Linked DNA regions of Homo sapiens: all the other regions are linked to region 1. The links are chromatin contacts, found by Hi-C in ENCODE. All regions are on one chromosome and are shown on one strand. Each heading gives the region's core, a stretch centred on a gene start or an enhancer-like site at or near the end of the contact. The rest is flanking DNA. Distances are from core to core; before and after follow the strand shown. Region 1 holds the start of ZNF350 (zinc finger protein 350). Region 2 holds the start of ZNF230 (zinc finger protein 230). Region 3 holds the start of ZNF274 (zinc finger protein 274). Region 4 holds the start of ZNF549 (zinc finger protein 549). Region 5 holds the start of ZNF772 (zinc finger protein 772). Region 6 holds the start of ZNF749 (zinc finger protein 749).

The links. Hi-C counts contacts between places; a loop is a spot of excess contacts on that map. Pooled maps may share reads with other maps.
Region 2: a pooled map shows a loop between it and region 1 (3-fold over the local background). The contact joins the promoter of ZNF230 here to the promoter of ZNF350 in region 1. A Hi-C loop is called at or near these places in 2 of 50 pooled maps.
Region 3: a pooled map shows a loop between it and region 1 (10-fold over the local background). The contact joins the promoter of ZNF274 here to the promoter of ZNF350 in region 1. A Hi-C loop is called at or near these places in 5 of 50 pooled maps.
Region 4: a loop to region 1 is called in a pooled map, with 9 times the contacts of the local background. The contact joins the promoter of ZNF549 here to the promoter of ZNF350 in region 1. A Hi-C loop is called at or near these places in 2 of 50 pooled maps.
Region 5: a loop to region 1 is called in a pooled map, with 6 times the contacts of the local background. The contact joins the promoter of ZNF772 here to the promoter of ZNF350 in region 1. A Hi-C loop is called at or near these places in 2 of 50 pooled maps.
Region 6: a pooled map shows a loop between it and region 1 (13-fold over the local background). The contact joins the promoter of ZNF749 here to the promoter of ZNF350 in region 1. A Hi-C loop is called at or near these places in 2 of 50 pooled maps.

Annotation. Positions count from the first base shown.
Region 1 is chr19:51,984,988-51,988,465 of GRCh38, reverse strand. It overlaps ZNF350 (zinc finger protein 350), which reads left to right and starts at 1,626. Exons shown (of 5, transcript NM_021632.4): 1 at 1,626-1,696. RefSeq lists enhancers at 1,460-1,699, 1,286-2,161.
Region 2 is chr19:44,001,383-44,004,860 of GRCh38, reverse strand. ZNF230 (zinc finger protein 230) reads right to left here and starts at 1,904. Exons shown (of 5, transcript NM_006300.4): 1 at 1,754-1,904. It overlaps ZNF230-DT (ZNF230 divergent transcript), which reads left to right and starts at 1,991. Exons shown (of 3, transcript NR_110727.1): 1 at 1,991-2,596. RefSeq lists an enhancer at 1,632-2,141.
Region 3 is chr19:58,181,442-58,184,919 of GRCh38, reverse strand. ZNF274 (zinc finger protein 274) reads right to left here and starts at 1,859. Exons shown (of 8, transcript NM_133502.3): 1 at 1,478-1,859; 2 at 922-999. The coding sequence starts at 954. RefSeq lists enhancers at 1,007-1,196, 823-1,534, 1,447-1,866, 1,535-2,248.
Region 4 is chr19:57,525,812-57,529,289 of GRCh38, reverse strand. ZNF549 (zinc finger protein 549) reads right to left here and starts at 1,934. Exons shown (of 4, transcript NM_001199295.2): 1 at 1,684-1,934. The coding sequence starts at 1,716.
Region 5 is chr19:57,475,698-57,479,175 of GRCh38, reverse strand. ZNF772 (zinc finger protein 772) reads left to right here and starts at 1,610. Exons shown (of 4, transcript NM_001144068.2): 1 at 1,610-1,899; 2 at 2,504-2,542; 3 at 3,390-3,478. The coding sequence starts at 1,867. RefSeq lists enhancers at 1,096-2,295, 1,886-2,409.
Region 6 is chr19:57,433,516-57,436,993 of GRCh38, reverse strand. It overlaps ZNF749 (zinc finger protein 749), which reads right to left and starts at 1,669. Exons shown (of 3, transcript NM_001023561.4): 1 at 1,401-1,669. The coding sequence starts at 1,415. RefSeq lists enhancers at 1,105-1,154, 1,785-2,084.

The DNA of each region.
Region 1 (3,478 bases), core at 377-2,876:
CTCAGGCTCCCGAGTAGCTGGGATTACAGGCGCGCGCCACCGCGTCCGGGTAATTTTTGTATTTTTAGTAGAGACTGGTTTCGCTTTGTTGGCCAGGCTGGTCTGGAACTCCTGACCTCAGATGATCCGCCTGCCTCGGCCTCCCAAAGTGCTGGGATTACAGGTGTGAGCCACCGTGCCCCACTTCACTTTCTTAAATGTTGTGTTTAGAAGCACAAACTTAAAAAAAAATCAAGTCCACTTTATTAATTTTATTTTGTTTTGTGGGTCATCCTTTACTCTCCTCTCAGAATTAACTCACGTCCATGAGGATTATCTCCCTTTTCCTTCTCTAAGTTTTATACTTTCTCTTAAACTTAGATCTATGATCTATTTTGAGTTAACTTTTGTGTATGGTTTGAGGGTCCTAACTCATTTTTCTGGATGTGGATATCCAATTATCCCAGTGCCGCTTGTTGAAAAGACTATTCTTATTGAATTGTCTTGGCACTTTTGTCAAAAACTCTTAACAATATTTTTATACTCTCAATTCTGGCTCTGCTCTTCCCATTGGCACCTTTACTAAAAGTGGCCTTTCTAGGAGGCCCAATTCCTTTAGTCTGTCGTGGCCAGGCTCACATCGTAATTCATTCTCAAAATCTCTTTTCTCTCCTCTCCTCTCCTCTTTTCTCTTCTTTTCTCCTCTTTTCTCTTCCTTCTCCTCCTCCTCTTCCTCCTTCTTCTTCTTCTTTTTTGTAAATAATAATCATTTTTTCGAGGCCAGGCGCGGTGGCTCACACCTGTAATCCCAGCACTTTGGGAGGCCGAGACAGGCAGATCACGAGGTCAGGAGGTCGAGATCATCTTGGCCAACATGGTGAAAGCCAGTCTCTACTAAAAATACAAAAATTAGCTGGGCGTGGTGGCGCGTGCCTGTAGTCCCAGCTACTTGGGAGGCTAAGGCAGGAGAATCGCTTGAACCAGGGAGGCAGAGGTTGCAGTGAGCCCAGATCTCGCCACTGCACTCCAGCCTGGCGACAGAGCAAGACTCCGTCTCAAAAAAAATTATAATTTTTTTCTTTCTTCACCACCCGCCCCCCCGAATACCTGCTATTTTTCTGTTCTTAAAAACCGCTTCCTGCAAGCTAATTTTCGCCAGACGCTTTCCCGTGGGTGTCTGCCTACCTGATGTGTTGCCTTTTCCCTTTCTACCTGATCTGTTACCTTTTCCATTTCCAATTCATTCTCTGGGATACCTACACCTGGCTGCACTGTTACTTGTCTTTTTCAAAACCTTTTTTTTTAAATTTAACAAAGTGGATGGAAAAGCGCTAAAGGCAATTTAGCTTGCCCCATATTTGCCTGATAAAGCCTGAGTCTCTGAAAATCTGCCCCCTTTCGCAAGACTTTAAGTGCCAGGAAACGAGGCGATTTCAGTGACTTCTCTTCTTCCCTGGCTCCTGGCTCAAAAACCTGCCACTGCCTTCTGTGCGTCCAATTTTCAAACATGGCTGCCGTCAGGAGCCACGGCTATGGGCGCGGCCATTTTACAGAGTAGGAAATGCCGTAAATGCGCTTGTCCTTGCTCTTTTAAACATTTTAGGTTCTCCTCGGCCGCCGTAGGTGGACCATAAACCCGTGCGAGGACTCCAGAAGTAGGAGCAGTTTACGGAAGTGTAACGTTGAGGCCCTTCTTGTGTATCTGGAGAAAATAGAGGTCAGTGTGTGGTTTTGTCCCTGAAAGTTTTTTGTCCTAGTTCAGGTTTTGTCTCAGTGGAAGGTTTGGGAGATCTGAGGACGTGGTGTACCCTGGACCACATAGTTTTTGGCAGGAAGACTGGGGAGCGCCGGGGTATAGGCATTTGGGAGGTACCTGGTGGGAGTCTGTGATCCCCCTGTCTGTGGTCCGCGTGCCTTTGGTGTGAGTACAGTGACTAAGGGTCTGTAGTGATCAACGGCCGTGTCCTAACTGTCAAGGTATGGATCACTCTGCTTGTAAAGGATGGAGGTGGCGATTAGGATCGATGCGGCGTCTGCTTCGGGTTCAGGATTTAATTTGGAACTCAGTGATGTTGGAGTCTGGGAGGATGTCCATCGCTGTAGAGTGTCTGGTCCGTGGTTCGGATGAGTAAGAGGCATGGGGCCAGTGTCTGTGGTACAAAGGCTTGTGAGGGCTGAAGCTTTCGAGACTTTGGAGCCCTGGGTCCTGGGTTGAGGTTCGAACCTCGGTTACTGGGGCAAAAGGCGACACAGCCCCCAGCATTAGTTCGAAACCATATATCTACTCTTCTGATCCTTGGGGTGGCTATTTACAGATCGGGGGGTCAAGTTCAGTCATACCCTCCGATTATATATTGTCTATGGCTGCAAAGGCAGCGGTTGAGTTGTTGTGACAGAGACCTCGTGGCCGGCAAAATCGAAAATGTTGCCAACCTCTGCATTCACTTCTTTTATTTTTTATTTATTTTTTTTATTTTTTGAGACGGAGTTTCACTTTTGTCTCCCAGACTGGAGTGCAATGGCGCGATCTCGGCTCACTGCAATCTCCGCCTCCCGGGTTCAAGCGATTCTCCTGCCTCAGCCTCCTGAGTAGCTGGGACTACAGGCCCACGCCACCACGCCCGGCTAGTTTTTGTATTTTTAGTAGAGACAGGGTTTTACCACGTTGGGCAGGTTGGTCTCGAACTCCTGACCTCAGGTGATCCGCCCACCTTGGCTTTCCAAAGTGCTGGGATTACAGGCGTGAGCCACCGCGCCCGGCCTTCACTTCTTAATATATAGTGAGTGTTGCTTGCCCGCCTTATATTCACACTTTCTTAACAGAATCTCCATTTCGTGAAGTATTCATCCCTGTGGCAAGGCGACCCAAATCCCAGTTTCTTAGTAAGGCCTTGTTGGTCTTAGCCAATCTTGCTGGTTCCAATTGCCATTGCTAGTGATAGGTTTGACATGGAAATGAGCTTAGGCGTATGGTGCAATTCTAGCCAACTATGTATGTGAAAATCTGCCTGGGAGTTTCTGAGGGAGCATTTTCTTTTTTAAATATGTAATTTCTTGAATCTCTTTTTCCATGTTCGTGATGATATCGCCTGAAAATAACATTAATTTTCTGTCTTACTTTGTAATGCTTATAATTCATTCTTATCTTAATGCATTGGCTCAACTTTCCAGTATAAAGTAGGAAAATAGGGTGTTAGTGGACGTTCTTGTTTTATTACCCACCTGTAAAATTCACCCGTTGTGTTGTCTGGAGTTAACACCTTTCCTGGAGGTAAACTGTTTGGTATGGTTGATCTCTTCCTTTACTTTGTTAATTTTTCTACATTTATATATTTTAAATGTACAATTTAATTATCATGGAGGCAATATATGTATAAGCAGTCATTGCCCAGGTCAAGAAATAGAATATGGTCAGCACACCAGTGGTGTTCTGTGAGTCTTTTTCCATTCTCACACCGAAAAGTATTTTAGGCTTTTCTTTATATAATTAATCATTATT
Region 2 (3,478 bases), core at 655-3,154, 8.0 Mb after region 1:
CAGGCGTGAGCCACCGCGCCCAGCAAAAATATTTTAGATATCAGGAAATAGTCATAAGGATAATGGGAATAATAAAATTGAGCATTATATAATATGGCAGTTCACTAGTTTATTCTTTTTTTTTTTTTTTTTTTTGAGTCTCACTCTGTTGCCCAGGCTGGAGTGCAGTGGCGTGATCTTGGCTCACTGCAACCTCCACCTCCCGGGTTTAAGCAATTCTCCTGCCTCAGCCTCTAGAGTAGCTGGGACTACAGGCACGTGCCATCACGCCCGGCTAATATTTGTATTTTTGGTAGAGATGGGGTTTCACCATGTTGGCCAGGCTGGTCTCAAACTACTGACCTCAAGTGATCCACCTGCCTTGGCCTCCCAAAGTGCTGGGATTATAGGCATGAGCCACCACAACCAGCCTCACTAGTTTAGTCTCTATTAGCAATATTTAAAATTTTCTATAGTTAAAAGACATATGGGAAAACACATTAAAATATAACAATTTTTAAAAAAATGTTTATCAACAAATATAGAAGTAGACACAAAGAAAGACAAAAGAAATCAATTAGAAGCTTAACAGTTACTACCTTTACATCTTGGATACATGGGTAATTAAAAAACTTTTTCTACTCTCATTTCTCCTATTTCAGACTTTTCCACAATGATACAGTTCCACAACAGTACGAAATACTTGGAAAACATGAAACAAAATAGTTGAGAAATTTTTAAAAATTCCTAGACGTCCAAGCCCACGAGCCTTGCTCTCAACGTCCTTTCAATCAGGTCCTAACTTGCTTTCCCTACGAGTCCAGCTAGTTCCTCTGCCTCAATGAGAATGTATCCAAGAGGTGATCAACTCAGGCTCTGACCTGGACTGCCTAGGTGCCAACCCCAGCTCTACCTCTCACTAGTTGGCTGCTATGCACCCTGTGTCTCACTCTCATTTTTAAAACAAAGAAAAGCAATACTTCACAGAGCCACAGTGTGGCCTAAATTTATTTGTATAAAGCACTTAGAATGAAGTTACCAATTACGGCTTAATGATTATCAACACCCATTCCCGAGGACACACTCTCGGTTGGGTGAACATCTCTATAAAGGAAAAAAGCCAAGGACCAATCACATAGAGATTTGCCCTCAGTAGCCAAGAAGTCCCCTCCCTGCAGCTCTTTTAGAAAGGTCAGGCTGGGGAAGGCGAAAGTTGTGAAATACCCTGACTGCATCGCGGTCCCCCATAAAAGTTAAATGCTCCCCGCCCTTCGTGGAAGCGGACGCAACTCGCTTTCCTAAAAAGAGGTCAGAAGGCCTCCCGGGATCATCCAGCGTCCTGCAGGGATTAGGGAGAAGGACCAGGGCCCCTGCAGCTGAAGCTATGACTCCACCCGGGGACCTGACCTCTTCGGGAAGTTAACAAGAGACCACCAGTCACCAAGTGACAGGGACTGCTTTAAGGTTCTCATTTGCGTTATCTCTTTCAGTTCCCAAAAACGATTCTACTAGGATGGTTCTAATGTCCCCATTACCAAAAACAGCAATGGAAAGTATAAGGACATTGAGTAACACTCCACGTCACACTGCGAGAAAGCGGTCGCACAGGTAGGGTGGAGAGAGGCAGGCTGAGCGAGGTCAAAGTCCTGGAAACGCTCACAGCAGGGCACAGAGGACCCCGCCAATTCCAACCCCCGGGATGCGAGCACAGCACCCCCATCCCAGAAAGCTTCCGTGGACGGGAAAAAAACCCCATTCCCCGCCCCCACCAAACCTCCGCTCTCCGCCAAGGCTTCTTTTCCCTTGCTTGGATCATCGATCATCGGGTCGTTGCGACCCCAAGCGAAGGTGACAAGTTCAGAAGGACCCGCCAGACGCAGAAATGGCTCAAACTACGCGGTTATGTAGCAACCGCAGGCTCACACACCGGAAGTGCTCGCGTCTCCACAGAGCGTCTGGACTCCACTTCCCAGAATTCCCCGGTTCAACTGCTTGAGCCAAAGGGTCCGCCATTCCATGAAGTTGATGGACTACAGTTCCCAGAATTCACTCGTCCACCCGCCTGAGCCAACTTGCCCGCGACTCAGAGTGTGTCTGGACTCCGCTTCCTCCAATGCCAAAGGAAAATGTCTATAATCTCACTCTTCAGCGGGAAGCGTTGGACTCCGCGGTGGTCCTTGACTACACACACCGCAGTGCCCACCGGGAACGTATTCCATATCTCTGAGCGCCTGGTGGGGAATGTGGACTGTGACCCTGTGAGTCGTCCGTCTCTCTTCCTGAGTCTTTGAGCGAAAATAGTGTATAGACAGGAATTCCTGAAGTCTAAACGCCTCCCACGATGACAGGAGTGTTATTGGGAAGAGAACAAACGAGGAGATAAAATCTTCAAGGATTAGGATAATCTGACGATGGGAGGTTAAAACTAACGGTTTAAAGGATGAGCCAGGTGGAATGGTTTGGCAGGGGCAATGAGGAGCAGGAAGACACCAGCCCCTACTCCAGAAGCTGTGGGACCACTGGTTTGGCAGGAAAAGCCACCCCCATTTAAGATCACAGCTACTAGTGGAGAAGCGGTGTCGTCATGGAATAGCTATCTTCCCATAAACTTTTCATGGTATTCATATTTCTCCTTAGATGTAGAAACATCAAATTTCAGCGAATGTAGTGAATTGCTCAGTACCTCAGAGCAATAATGACTGATGAAGAGCTAGGCATTGGTATCAATCTTACATTGAGATTGTAAATGCAGTAAAACGGGAGGATTCTATAGGTGAAGGAGCATGTCTTATAAAGAGTTTTCTTCCTGGCCAAGCGCAGTGGCTCAAACCTGTAATGCCAACCCTTTGGGAGGCCAGGGCAGGACGTTCCCTTGAGCTCAGGAATTGGAGACCAGACAGGGAAATACAGGGAGACTTCGTCTCTATAAAAATTTTTTTTTAACTGGCCAGGCATGGTGGCCTGATCTTGGGACTACAAGTTCCAAGTACTCAGGAGGCTGAGGTGGGAGGATTGCTGAAGCCCAGGAGTTTGATTGAGGCTGCAGTGAGCTATGATGCCACCACTGCCCTCCAGCCTAGGCAACAGATACCTCAATAATTAAAGATTTTTTTTTTTAAGTTTCTTCTTATTTCTTGGTGAAACATAATTTCTTTATTATAGTTAGCAATTTAAAAACTGGCATTGGTTAAAAAATAATAACAGTATAAAGCTAAATTAGGAAACAATTCATCTAAAAACCTGCTCTTTTGAAGGTAACTTTTTTTCTCCCTATAAACATACATTGGCCTATAAACCAATATTCTTCTTTTTAAAAAAAATGGAGTCTACTGTTTACCTATTTTTCTAAACTAAAAACTTTTCAAAATTTTGTTTAGACACAAAAATAAGGTGACTGTGCCAAACTTTTGATGCCAAACATCCGCTCTCTGAAAATTGAGTGATCACTATTCATATGCCAGTTATAGCTGTATCCTTGATCTACTCTGCCTTCCCGAAA
Region 3 (3,478 bases), core at 610-3,109, 6.2 Mb before region 1:
GGTCTCAATCTCCTGACCTCGTGATCCACCTGCCTCGGCCTCCCAAAGTGCTGGGATTACAGACGTGAGCCACCGCGCCCGGCCCCCTATTTCTTATTCATTTGAAAATTCTGACTTTGGGAGTGGTGCGTATGCCTCCTAGGGAATTCTCTGAGCTGCACCATCACACCCAAGCCGTCAGCCCCTACCCAGGGCCCTGATGCTTCTTTCTATCTCCTTCACCTGTCAGGGATCCATCCTCACCTGTCTTTTCTACTTGTTATTGAACTCTGCTGCTGTCACCTCTTGCTTGATGCCAATTTATCTGCTGAAATCTAAACATAAGCCTGATCCCTGCATAGACCTTTGGGAGGCCGAGATGGTCGGATCACCTTAGGTCAAGAGTTCCAGACCAGCCTGGCCAACATGGTGAAACCCCGTCTCCACAAAAAACACACACAAAAAATAAAAATAAAAAAAAAATTAGCTGGGTATGGTGGCACACGCCTGTAGTCCCAGCTACTCGGGGAGGCTGAGGCAGGAGAATCACTTGAACCCAGGAGGCGGAGGTTGCAGTGAGCCAAGATCGCGCCACTGCACTCCAGCCTGGGCGACAGAGGGAGACTCCATCTCAAAAAACAAAAAACAAACAAACAAAAGACCTGTCAATTACTCTTCCCAATATAAAGGATACAAGCAAGAGCCTTAACCTGGCCTTCAGAAGCCCCTACAATCTGGTCTCTATTCTAACTACACCCTTGGAAAACCAAGCAACCTGCGGTTCCACCATCACGCAGGATCTCTCATGCCCAACCAATCTCTACCCCCTCCCCGAGGTGCTCTGGAGGATGGGGGTATCTCAGGGAAGGTGGTATCTCACCACCATCCGCATCCTCCCAGGTGCAGTAGCGGACTCAAAAGCTGAAGGAAGCCTCTACTCACACAGGACCAGGCCGTCGGAAGCCTGGAGGCCATAGTTTCCTCCTTCTCAATGTGTCTCTGGTGGAAGTGGGCAGAGTCCTGAGGAAACCGAAGTTGGGAGGGGAGGGAGAGGCTTAAGGTGTCCGCTGGGGAGCTACCGCAGCCTCCGCCCAGGAACGGCTCCCTCAGCGGGAAATGACAAGTCCACCCAAACTGGAAAACGCCCAGAGTGAGTCATAGGACTCCCACAGGACTGGATAGGACCAGTTTTCCCCTCCCCGAGAGGACACCGAGCCTCCTCTGTCCCGCGCATCGGAGGGGATCGCCTCCCTGGCCCAGACCCCACGCTTCCGGAGGCGATCTGTTCTCTCCACCGCGGCGCCCCGAAAGCACTGTCTCCCCTCGGGGTTCCGGGTCACCGACCCCATCCCACAGAGCGGCGGGAGGACTGCAGGCACGGCCGGCTCAGGGTACCCGAGCTCGGCGGAAAATGCAGAGGCCGCGCTCGCCCCCAACTAACGGTTCTGGACCCGCCCAGCGCAGCCCCCGACGGACGCAGGTTTCGCGCGGCACTCACCCGGCGCGCGCCGCACAATGGCGCCCGTCGGCCGGCGGCGAAGTGCGTCAGCCCGCCGTCCCGAACTACAACTCCCAGACGCCCCCGCGGCGCGCCAGCTTGCCTCACCCAGCGGCGGCCATCTTGACTGGCCGGTTAGGGGCGGCAGGCGAAGCCGGGGACAGCAGGAGGAGGATACTCGTCGATGTCCCTCGGCGGTCCAGCTAGGCAAGGGGAGGCCTCTGGTGAGGGACGCTAGGCCGCAGGGCCCCACACTAATGTGGGCGGCGACCCGAGCTGGGAGAGAGTCGTGCCCTGCCACGAAGGCGACCACTCTTGGGGCAGAGCAGAAGCTGGAGAAAGGAAAGGCGCTGGACAGGGGTCAGGCCGGAAGTGCTGGAATGGGTGATGCTTGGTTGGGTGGCGGTGGGGGCGGGATTAATTATGACGTCCCTTGGGAAGAGGAAGGGCGGGTAGGGCCGGAAGTGCAGGGGGCGGGCCTAACTGGCCGTCCATCTGGGTGGAGGGGCGGGGACAGGGAGGGCGGGGAGAATGTAGGAGGCGGGGCTAGAGTCCACGCAACTTTTGGGGAAGGAGGGGGACTGGAAGACGGAAGTCGCGGGGGGAGTGGGGAGAGGTACTGAAGTTCCACCAGTTTCAAAGTCGAGAAAGAAGGGGAGGACTGGGAGAGCCGGAAGTGTGCAGGAGTTGGGACTGACGGCACTTATGTTTCTGGGAGATGGGTCCTGCCTGAAAGTGAGGGTGGACAGGGCCAAGTGTCCACTCAAGGTCAGGGAGGGGAGGGAAACTCGGAGGACCGGAAGTGTGATGGGAACGTGGCCAAACGTCCACCCTAGTTCTGGGGATTAGAGGAAGGGAGTAGGAAGGTCAGGGGTGTGCAAGGGGAAGGAGGGAAGACTAGGTGGACCACAAGTGTGATGGGAATGAGGCCAAACGTCTACCCTAGTTCTGGAGAGATGATCAGGGCTAACTGTACCCCAGGCATTGGGGAGGAGGAGCAGGATCCTCTGCCTAGTGTCCCCCTGTGGTCCAGTTTGCTCCTGGAAGCTGAGGTGCTCATGTCTAGGGAGAGGAAACCTAAGTCTGTAGCTGTCCAGGACCTGGTGTGTGCCACCCATCCTTGGGCCCAGGGTGCTCTCATCTTCCTTGGGAGCTCAGGACAAGGAGGTATTCTCTTGGCTTCCTCAAGGACCGACATCTGGTGTTTTCTTATCTTCCTTAGGTCCCAGGTCCCAGTATGGTCTTGTCTTCTTGGGACCTGAGGGCCCTAATGATCTCTCTCAGTGCTCAGGACCCTGTGTCCTCTTTCTTGATATTTCCTGGCAGGTCTCAGCAGCCCTCTGCCTCCCTCTGGTGGTCGTGTACACTGCCTGCTAAACTTGTTCCACGGGTTGTTGGTTTTTTTGGTCACTGTGGAGGATCCAACCTCAGGCTACACATTGTTTAATTGTTGCTGTTAGTGTGTTGATTTTGGCATAGGAGTATTTACTCAGAGACTGTGCAGATATCTTATAGTCTAATAATATTTCATTGGATTTTTCGTGTCTATTATAGATACAACACCATCCCCAATTAATAAGTAATTTGATATCTTCTTTTTCCATATTTCAACTTTAAAAAATTAACATTGTATAGTCCTAGCTAGTATGACAGAGCTATGTTAAGTAGTCATGTTTACTAATAGTCTTGTTTTGTTCTGGATTTGAATAGGATACGTCTAGCCCTTCATAATCACAAGGAAGCAAACCCCCTTGGAAATTCTTTTTTTTCTTTCTTTTTTTTTTTCTTGAGACAGGGTCTTGCTCTGTCACCCCGACTGGAATGCATTGGTGCGATCACAGCTTACTGCAGCCTCCACCTCCTGGGCCCAAGTGATCCGCCCACCTTAGCCTCTCAAATAGCTGGGACAGGTGCACACCACCACACCTGGCTTTTTTTTTTTTGGAGACAGAGTCTTGCTCTGTCGCCCAGGCTGGAGTGAGGTGGCACAATCTCGGCTCA
Region 4 (3,478 bases), core at 685-3,184, 5.5 Mb before region 1:
AGTTTCAAGCCTCCGCTGGGGTTCTTGAAAGGTATCCTCTGAGGATAAGGGGGAACTACTGTTCAGACATTCATTGTTCAACTACTAAATGGTATAGCCTATTGCTCCTAGGCTACAAACCTGTACAGCAAGTTACTATACTAAATACTGTCAGCAACTGTAACACAGTGATAATTATTTGTGCATTTAAACATTTATAAACTTAGAAAATGCAGTTTGCCTCCTGATCAGAAAGAAAGAAAATGAAAAGGTACAGTAAAAATATGGTATCATAATCTTATGGGACCACCGTCACTGATGTGGTCAACACTGTTGTTATGCGGTCCATGACTTATCACAAGACACTTTTCACTGAGGAAATTACAACGATTTTAGGAATTCTGTGCCAGGAAAGCATGACAAAAAACAAACATTTATTTTTTATTAGAGCACAGAGTTATAGTGACATTTTATTCGGTTAACTAATTGCTTGCATAAATTTAATTTGTTAAATCTATACAGTCTAAACTTGTATTTTCCTGGGAGAGCTGCTCTTGCTGGGCTTGGGCTTCTCTGCTAGTCTGGCTGACCTTTCTCTGGCTCCACATAGAGTGAACAGTTCGCCAAGTCTTCTGAATGGTGACTCTACACAGTGTCCCACCCTCAAATCCATCCTATGCAGTGTGTATTCCTTACACATTCCCTTTGGAAGTACCCCCGGAACCCCATGGCCCTCCTATCTGCAGGCAGCTTCGCCAAGGCCGACCCACACTTTCCCAGCCTCCAGCCTCAGCCCTCCCTCTCTTCATCTCAAAGTAAAACCTTAAGATTTCCCGTCTAAATTTAAGGCTTGGCTTGAGTCTACGCCCCAGCCTGTCTCCATTTACACATCACTGAGTCAGTCCCCTCCCATGAATTTTCTACTTATGATTCCAACTGCCCATGTAACAACTTCACTCTGTGGCAATTTAGAAACACCACGTCCAAAATTCAACTCCTACTATTTCCCTGAAACCTGCTCCCTCACCAGATTTCTTTGTCAACTCTTCCAGATGTTCAGGTAAAAGAAAAACTTGGGATCATACTTCACTCCCACTTTTGCTCATAGGCACAAATGATGGAGCAGAAAATCCTGCTGGCTTTACCTTTAAGATCTACCAAGATTCTTATTACTTAGGTCCCTTCAGCAACCCGTCTGGTCCAGAATCCACCATAATCCTCCTGGAGCCTACTACAGCAGTCTCCTCACCAGTATCCCTGCGTCCACCCCCATCACTCCGTAACAGTCTGTTTTCTCCACTCATTGCCTTTGAAATATTTTTTCAGACCCTCACTCAGATCGTGTTCTCCTTTAGTTCACAACCCTCCATGGCTCCCAAAGACTCAGAATTAAAAACCCCGGTTGCTCAGGCTGCCATGGCAGCCGTGCCTTCTTCTCCTCATTCTCTCTGCTCCCTGCAGACACAGGTCCGCCCCCAAGTTTCCGAATGCTCGCGACCCCGGCGCACCTCCCAGGCTCTGCGCGTGCAGCCCCCACGGTACGCAACGCTCTCCCTTCTTCACCTCACCGCCCGTCAGCTCTGAGGACCCCACCCAGAACTCCTCGCTGTCCTGGAGAAGAGGCCTGAACTGCAGAGACCCACGCAGGTGACCCCAGTCCGGGGCCTCAGGACCCAGGTGAGGATCCGAGGACTCCGCTCTCACCTGCGGCGTAATCACTAGCGCTGCCTCGGCCATGGGACTTTAGGCGGGGCGGGGCCTGGAAAGGCGGGCGGTAAAGCCCGGGATCCGGCGTGCGTGCGGTGGCAAATCGCTGGGCGACGCTCAGACCGAGACCAGGCAAGCTCCTCTGCGGGCGGACACCACCTCCACCGGTTTCCGGCTCCAGTTACCTGGCCCGGACCCAGCGAGCCGGAAACGCCCAGCCCGCGGACGCGCTCGCAGGCAGCAAAAACGACCACCACCGGAAAGACGCCGGAAGATTCTGGCGTATTGCGCACTTACGGAGGTGCCCCTTTCCTGGGCAATGATTGGTCTAAGGCCCCGGCACGCTCGGCGCACAGTATTCTGGGTGGTGTAGTTCCTACCACGCCGCAGTCCGCCGCGCTGTGAGGACTCAATCCAAGAAAGAGAGGACAAAGGAAAAAACCCATCAAACTAGGGTCAGCAAAGCCTATTACATACACAGGATAAAAGAATACGATTTGATCTTCATTTCTCAACACAAAAGTTGACATATATTGCATACAATACATTAAAAATGTTGACAATTGAGAATTGACGCGACCCTTAATTTTTTTCTTTTTTTTAATGTAGAAACTATAACCAAAAATAAAATTCAAAGGCCTCCCAACTATCTGAATGGACCCCCTCCTCTCAGCATTATAGAGTTAACCTGAAAATCTAGTTCAGGCCATTATGGAAGAAGGGGTTGGACATGCCTCATTCTACCCCTACAGCAATAACATCAGCATAGACCTTAAGTCTGATAAGAAACATTTACAATCTATTTCTCTGAAACTTGCTACCTGCAGGCTTCATCTGTATGATAAAACCTGGGTCTCCAACCAAGGTGATCACTAACAGTGGGGTCAGCATCCCCTTATCCCACACGTTTGTGTTTATTCTGTTTTTTTGCCCTCAAGTGTTAGTGACTTAAATTACATAATGTATCTATTATCATAAGTGGAACTGAAATGAGATTGCAGAAACATTATATCTTCTTTTTCTTTTCTTTTTTTCCTTTTTTTTTTTTGACAGAGTCTCACTCTGTCGCCCAGACTGGAGTACAGTGGTGCAATCTCTGCTCACTGTAACCTCCACCTCCCAGGTTCAAGCGATTCTCCTGCCTCAGCCTCCCGAGTAGCCGGGACTACAGGCATGCGCCACCACCCCCGGATAATTTTTGTATTTTTAGTAGAGACAGGGTTTCACCATGTTGGCCAGGCTGGTCTAGAACCGGCCTCAAGTGATTCGCCTGCCTTAAAGTGCTGGGATTACAAGCATGAGCCACCATGCCTGGCTTTTTTCCCCCATATTTAGCAATTAGCTTTTGTTGCTATCCATTGTCTTCATTTCTCTTTAGTTTTTAATTGTTTATAATTTTGACATTTTATAATTACTTAAGAAAGGTTAGAAAAATTACCATTTAGATTGGAGTCATATTAAATAAGACACCTATATTGTAAAAATATCTTTATGAATGTAATCTTTGGCTATAGTGTTGTAACCGAGCGAGTTATAGAGAAATGCCACACTCTGAGACTAATTCTGGAGTCCTTTTATTGCCAGCGACCGAGAGACAGCTAGAGCTCAAAATTCTTGGCCCCGAAGAAGGGGCTAGATTTCTTTTTATACCTTGATCTAAATAGGGGAGGGGGAGTTTAGCTGAAGCAATTTTTACAGAAGCAGAACAGGCAAAAAGTTAAAAGATAAATGGTTACACAAACATTTACAGGAAAATAAACAGTTCCAGGTGCAGGGGCTTAATTATCACAAA
Region 5 (3,478 bases), core at 361-2,860, 5.5 Mb before region 1:
CAAGGACAGCTCTAGATGTAGTAGAACACTTGCCTGACAGATTGTCTCCACTAATGAACTGGTGTTAACCTCTGCCATAAACATCTGTGACCAATGTTCTTTTTATCTCAAAACAAATTATATATACTTTTCCCTTTTGCCTTTGAAAGCTTCTCCTTGTTTCAAGCTCTCTGGATATGCCTATAGTCCCTATAGCCTGCATGTCCTGGATTTGCAAATCCCCTGTGCATTCCTGAATGAACTCAACATCTTTGAAGAATCTCTGTTATTTAGGTTGACAGTTTAAATATATCCTACATTGTGCTTTTCTTTGCCTCACTTCTTCCACTTATTTTACTATTATTTTACCTTTCTATTGATTATTTATTTATATTCCAAACATTTCCTCTTCTAGTTTGAAAAGTATATACGCTGACTGTATTTATTATATTTAGGCTAAAAATTACAAACGTTTAACACATTAGCGTGCCATACAGGATTGTAATACATTTGCTTTCCACTTGGAAATATAAAAAATTTAAAACTTTGAGCAACTAGCCTCCTTTCAATTTATATGTAGTTGAGGTTACGCACGGGAATTCCATCATTCTAACTCAATAAGTATATCTACTTATGTTTTACACTGTAATATGCTGTTATTTTAATCAAAAGATGCACTTCTTTTCATCTTCATTTCTTCTCTCATTGCAGACTTTTCACCTGAGATCAACTTTCTTTGGCCTTGAGTATTATTTTAAACATTATTTTTTGTGTAAATGTATTTCCATTACATTTATCATTTTTGGTTTCAAATAGTTTTATATCACACTTCCATAAAAGACATTTTGTTGTGTATAGACATCTAGTTTGGTGGTTATTTCTTCTTTACAGAAAGTGTTCATGTTGCCCTTTTCATTGCCATATGACATTTGATGAATTCTGTCTTTTCAGACACTTGTAAAACACTTAAAATATTGAATACATCTCTGTATATGGAGTATGAAATACTATCTTGAACAAGAGTATTACTTGTTGGGTTTGACACAATCACTGCTGTATAAGCAGGATAAATATTTTCTGAGGTAACAGACAGAAGGGTTATTCACTTACTTCAAGGCCACCAAACATCCCCACTCCACGTTCCACATCATGGTGTCTGGAGTCTTTTCTTTCTTGTGCCTGACAGAAAATGCTGAGGCTCGCCAAACTAACTCTGGAGCATCAGGCTACACGCATTTGAAAACAATATTTGTTAACTTCCAGCCATAGAAATCTGAGTGACGTCAGTGTATGGTGTGTCCATTTTATTTTTTGATGAGCATTCTCTGCGTAAGGAAGGCTGAAATCATGTCTCTAAACATTCCTTTGATGTCAAACACGACGTTCACCAGAAATACAGATATGGCTCCTTCAAGAGGAAGCTAAGCTCCGTCTGGGCCTTGGAGACGAGGGACACCATTTCCACGCGCCCCTGGCGGTCTTCTCTGGGCTTTTAACCTGGAGGTGAAGCGAGACGCCGCTTACTAGTGTTGGTGCCGTGGGAACTACATTACCCAGGAAACTTGGCGGCTCTGGGCCAATGAAAACCCAGGAAATAGGCGTTTCCGTTGGTCCTCACCAACGTCAGGGCGGGACTTCCTCTACCATCCTCGGGTGGACATTTTGTTTGCTTTTCCATTAATCCACTGGTTTAGTTTCCAGAACGCAATGTCAGACCTGAGGTGACAGAAAAGGGAAAACGTGAGAGAGTGTCTTCTTCCCTGAAGAGAGGTGGGCCTGAGGCTTGACAGTGGCGCTGCCTGAGTGACCTAGCCGCTGGGCTGGGCCCTGGACAGCTGATCCCAGGTTCCTGCACTTGTCGCCACCCTTCCGTAGTCCACAGGCCTGATGGCGGCGGCTGAGCCGATGGGCCCGGCACAGGTGGGTGCTGCGTCTGCGAGTCTGCGCGCTGACCCCCATCTCTGAATCCCAAAGCTTCGAATGAACGATTCCTCGGGTTACTGCAGCTCAGGCCCCTGTATCTAGAACAGTGGGGGCGCTCGTGTTTGGGACCCATTTTGACAGCACGAGTTGAAGGACGTTCCAGGCAGAGAGACCAGTGTATGCAAAGGCTCAGAGATGGTTCACAGCTGGAGCATTTGGGAAAACTGGGCCTTTAGTGTCTGAAAGGATCAGAGCGCTTTATAAGTGATTGCACCTGGAATATCATCCTGAGCAGCTGGGTCTCTATTCTGAGGGTGATGGGAGCCATGGAAGGTTCTGAACAGAGGAGAGCCAGAATCCGAGGGTTTAAAAAGTATTCCATAGACTGCTCATGGAGGGCAGACTCTTGTTGGCCATGGGGGCGGATAATGAGCACTGTTCCGAGCTAACACAGTTAAGAGGTATCCTTGAAGATGGAAGCACAGAGGGTAGACATTCAGCTCCCAGGCACATTGTAACTGGGTAGGAATATGGGATGGGGTTGAGCCTTTGGGGTTCCTTCAAGATTGCTTGACTCGCATAGTCTCCCTCTTCCCCACAGGTTCCCATGAACTCAGAAGTAATTGTGGACCCTATACAGGTGAGGGGAGAATGTCCATGCTCTCACCGATCCCACCCCCACCCAATACGCTCTCCAGCATTGTGGTGTTATATAGAACACTCTCCTGCTACTCTCCGATCTCTTGGGTCTGAGGACTCTGGAGAAGCCCCAAGCCCAGGGTCCTGACTCCGGGCCAGGGGTTTTATGGAGGGGTTTCCATTTCTGCCAACCATTGGAATAAGGTTGGAAGGTTGTTCCAGGCACAGGAACCAGCCTGTGCAAAATACTTAGAGGTGAGACTGAGAAGGGAGTTTTCAAGAAATTGCAGGTCTCTGTCATGTCTGGTGGGAACCAAGAGCAAGGGGGCGGGAATCATCCTGAAATGGCTTAAAGATGATTATGTAGATTGGGAGTTAAAAGAGAATATTCATTTCACAGTGGTAGTGCATTTAGTGAGCCAGGAAAGTGATGGTGGAGAGCCAGAGTTGTGAGATAACTGTGATCCAAAGAGTGATGTACATATGGAAAGAAGTGTAGACTGATGACGTCTGGGCTTAAAGGAGAAAGGCAAGCCCATCTTTGGTTGTCTGGTAAGCATGATGTTAGTGACCCCAGAGGAATTTGCTTACAGAAGGGTGAGGCCCTGTATGCTAAGCACAGAGCTTAGAGGGTGACAACTTCTTCACCTGCCTGTGGTTGCTATGGGTAGACACAGTGATCCATTGGGACCATGAGGCGAGAGAAGACACCAATGACATCTGGTCCTGATATTTCCTGAGTTGAGGAGTTAGGTAGGAGGGTGTACAGGAGGGAGATGTGTGGGGGCACGGATGGGGGTTCTTGGGAGAGATGCTGCTCATGGACTTGGCTCTCCTGATTGTGGCAGGGGCAGGTGAACTTTGAGGACGTGTTCGTGTACTTCTCCCAGGAGGAGTGGGTGCTCCTTGATGAGGCTCAGAGGCTCCTGTACCGTGA
Region 6 (3,478 bases), core at 420-2,919, 5.4 Mb before region 1:
AAACACTTGTCACTGTGGTAATTGAAGTGTATATTCAGGACAACTTGAATCTATGGTCCCAGATGGCTATCATCAACATGTGAACTTGAATAAACTCTCTTTAAACTAGATTCTGACTTGCTTGGTTATTTAAGATTGATATAGTTCCTTACTGTTTAAGTCAATTACCTGTTTTTACATCCCTAAGTTAATGAGTTGTAGGATGGGGCTGAGCAGTCAATCAGTTACTGGTCCGTTCAGCAAACAGGTCAGCCTGCCATATAATGCAGTAAAGGGAGCTTGCTGGAGGCCCTTAACTGTGGTGGAGGATGTGAGAAAGCCCTGCCCAGTTTTGGACCCAGTTGCTGCATGGCCTTATCTTGTTCCCTAAAGAGTGGCCCTCAGGGCCAGCTGAGTTAGAAGGGTGGAGTGACTACAATTATCTCATGCCTCAGTCTCTGTATTCCAGGGCAACTCCTTATCCATCCAGGCCTCTTTTTCAACAGAAACAGACCAGACTCTTAGCCCATATCTGCTCCCTTCTGCAGGGAGTATCAGAGATGCCCTCCCTACCATGGTCTTTCCTCCAAATCTGAGCCCTCCCCTACCTCAGCCCATATGAAAAAACGATGTAGGATTCTTCCTTCTCAATCTGATCCACAGGCCAACTTCTCAAGTGCACAACTTCTAACTCATTTAAAGCTCCAGGCCAGCTACCTTCCCTCACCTTTGGAAATTACGTCCACCTACCCATGTGATGTCGCCCAAAATCCAACCCAGGATCTTCTGTCTGAAACCCGCTCCTTAAGCTGATATCTCTAATTCCATTCTTTCAGATTTTTCAGGCCAAAACAAAACCTATGGAAGACACCATTCACTACCGACTTTCCCTCACAGCTATGTTTGATGCAGCAGGAAATCCTGTTGACCCTATCTCTGAGATCCATCCAGAGTCTCATCACATCTCCCCTCTACTGCAACCCCTCTGGCCCAGCCCTACCATAACTCAAGGGGTCTCCTCAGCGGTCCCCCTGCCCCCGTTCAACATCCTGTTTTCCCCAACTTTAAACTTCTAACTCTGGGCGTGACCCTCCCATTCGTCCTCCCTGCACAGCCCTCTATGGCTCTCTGCGGCTCCACTGCCCTTCCAGGGGAGACTCCGCCTCAACCTCTGCTCCTTGGAGACAAAGACGCTCGGGCTCCCCAGTGCCGCCCGTTCTGCAGTGCCTCCAAGCCCCAGAGACGTGTCGGTCTCCGACGGGAGCTCCCCCGCCTCATCGCACCGCAGTCCCAGTCCCGGGCACCCCACACAAGAACGCCCCTCTCTTAGAGACACAAGGGCCTAACCTGCAGGGCGGCTCCTTGGGACTTCAGCACTGGGAGGAGGGGTTGGGCGGGGCGGCCTGGGACGCTGCACGCACCTCGGTCAGGTTCATCGGCGCGGCCTCCTCCAGTCCACCCAGGGAAGAGCGGGGCGGGAACGGCGGTCACCTGGACGCTGACGGAGGCAGGGGCGCCTGCAGCCGACTCAGCCGATCCGCACTCTAGCCTCTGTGTAGAAGGAACACCGCTTCTCGCGTTTTTCCGCTCTTTCACCTCAGTCCCGACCCAGAGCTCTGGGACCCTCTAAATCAGTGAACAGATCCCTAGGTAGCCATGCTAACGCAACCATGAGGGCGCCGCCAGAAGTCCCGCCCACACAATTGAGACCTCATTAGTCGTCTCTCTGCTAGACCAATGGCTACACTCGCTGCCCTGCCCCCGCAGTGTCTTCTGGGTAATGTAGTTCTCACGTTGCTGCCTGTGTCGCCCGCAGTGTCTTCTGGGTAATGTAGTTCCCACGCTGCTGCCTGCCTCGCCTCACAATGCTGGGCGCGCGGACCTTACGGAAAAAAGCTGGAGGCTCCTGGAGGAGCGTTAAGAAATGCAGTTCCGGGGCTCTTAAGGACGTGGAGGGGCTTTGCTGACTCCTAAACTGCAAGTAACCAGATTTTCCCGGAGAGCAGTCTAGGACAAGTCTGAGAAATATTTCAGAGACCTGTCGTTTCAGATTCTCTGAAGCACAGCAAGTCCCGAAAGGAAGAACATCAGAAGCGACATGGCTGACCATAATGAACTGGTCCTCCATTCATAGCGGTCAGCTCTTTTGTGCTTGTCAAGTACACACATACTGAGGCTCTGGAGACTTTTTTTTGATCGTTAGTGTGCTTCTGTTGGGACAAGAAAGAAAAGACCCACACAGGATGTGATGGAGAGTTGAAGGAGGAATATCTTTCTGTCGACGAAAAGGGTGGAACTTTGTGAAATAGTTGAAGAGATTTATTCTGAGACAAATATGAGTGACTAATGGCCCATGACACGGCTCCAAGATATCCTAAGAACATATGCCCAGGGTGGCCCATCTACAGCTTGGTTTTAACAATTTAGGAAGACGTAAGACATCAATCAATACATGTAAAATGTACATTGGATTCCTCTGGAAAGGCGCAACTGGAAGGGAGGGGCGGGGCTTCCAGGTCAGGTGGGTTCAAAGATTTTCCGATTGGCAATTGGTTGAAAGAGTTTGTATCTAAAGACCTGGAATCAGTAGAAATGGTTGTCTGGGTTAAGGGGTTGTGGGCCGGGCGTGGTATCTCACGCCTGTAATCCCAGCACTTTGGGAGGCCGAGGTGGGCGGATCACCTGAGGTTGGGAGTTCGAGACCAGCCTGACCAACATGTAGAAACCCCATCTCTACTAAAAATACAAAATTAGACGGGCATGGTGGCACATGCCTGTAATGCCAGCTACTCGGGAGGCTGAGGCAGGAGAATCGCTTGAACCCGGGAGGCGGAGGTTACGGTGAGCCGAGATCTCGCCATTGTACTCCAGCCCGTGCAACAAGAGCGAAACTCCGTCTCAAAAACAAAAAAAGACAAGGGGTTGTGAAGACCAAGGTTATATCATGCAGATGAAGCCTCCAGGTAGTCTTATAAGGCCTTATGATAAGGCCTCAGCTCCTGAGCTAAAGCTATCTTCCCACCTCAGCCTCTAGAGCAGCTGGGACTGTAGGTACAGGACACCGTCCCTGGCTTTATTCAGCTTTTTACAATGCACTACAAAAAGTCGGCATTTAGAGCTATTTTTCTCTCACTGCAATTGAGTAGCAGTGAGAGAAAAATTGAGTAGCAATAGTATTGCCATCAGGTGGTGGCAATACTACCTGAAAACCATGCCCCCAACAAATGAAGATTTGGATAATGCCTTATGGTCTCTTCTGCAGGATTAGTGAAGGAAGAACAAAGAAAAGACCAAAAATTAAAACCCATTCTCTTTATATTCAGAAAAGGAAAGGGCTATTTTTTGGCCAAAGCGTTACAATTTAGTTTGCCAACCAGTTTAAAAAAAAAAAAAAAAGGAAAAATTAACTCTGCCCAACTGAAGGTCTGGCAAAAACAAACCTTTGAAAGGGTTGTGGGAAATTAATGAATATTAAACTAATTTTCAACATAACCAGTTA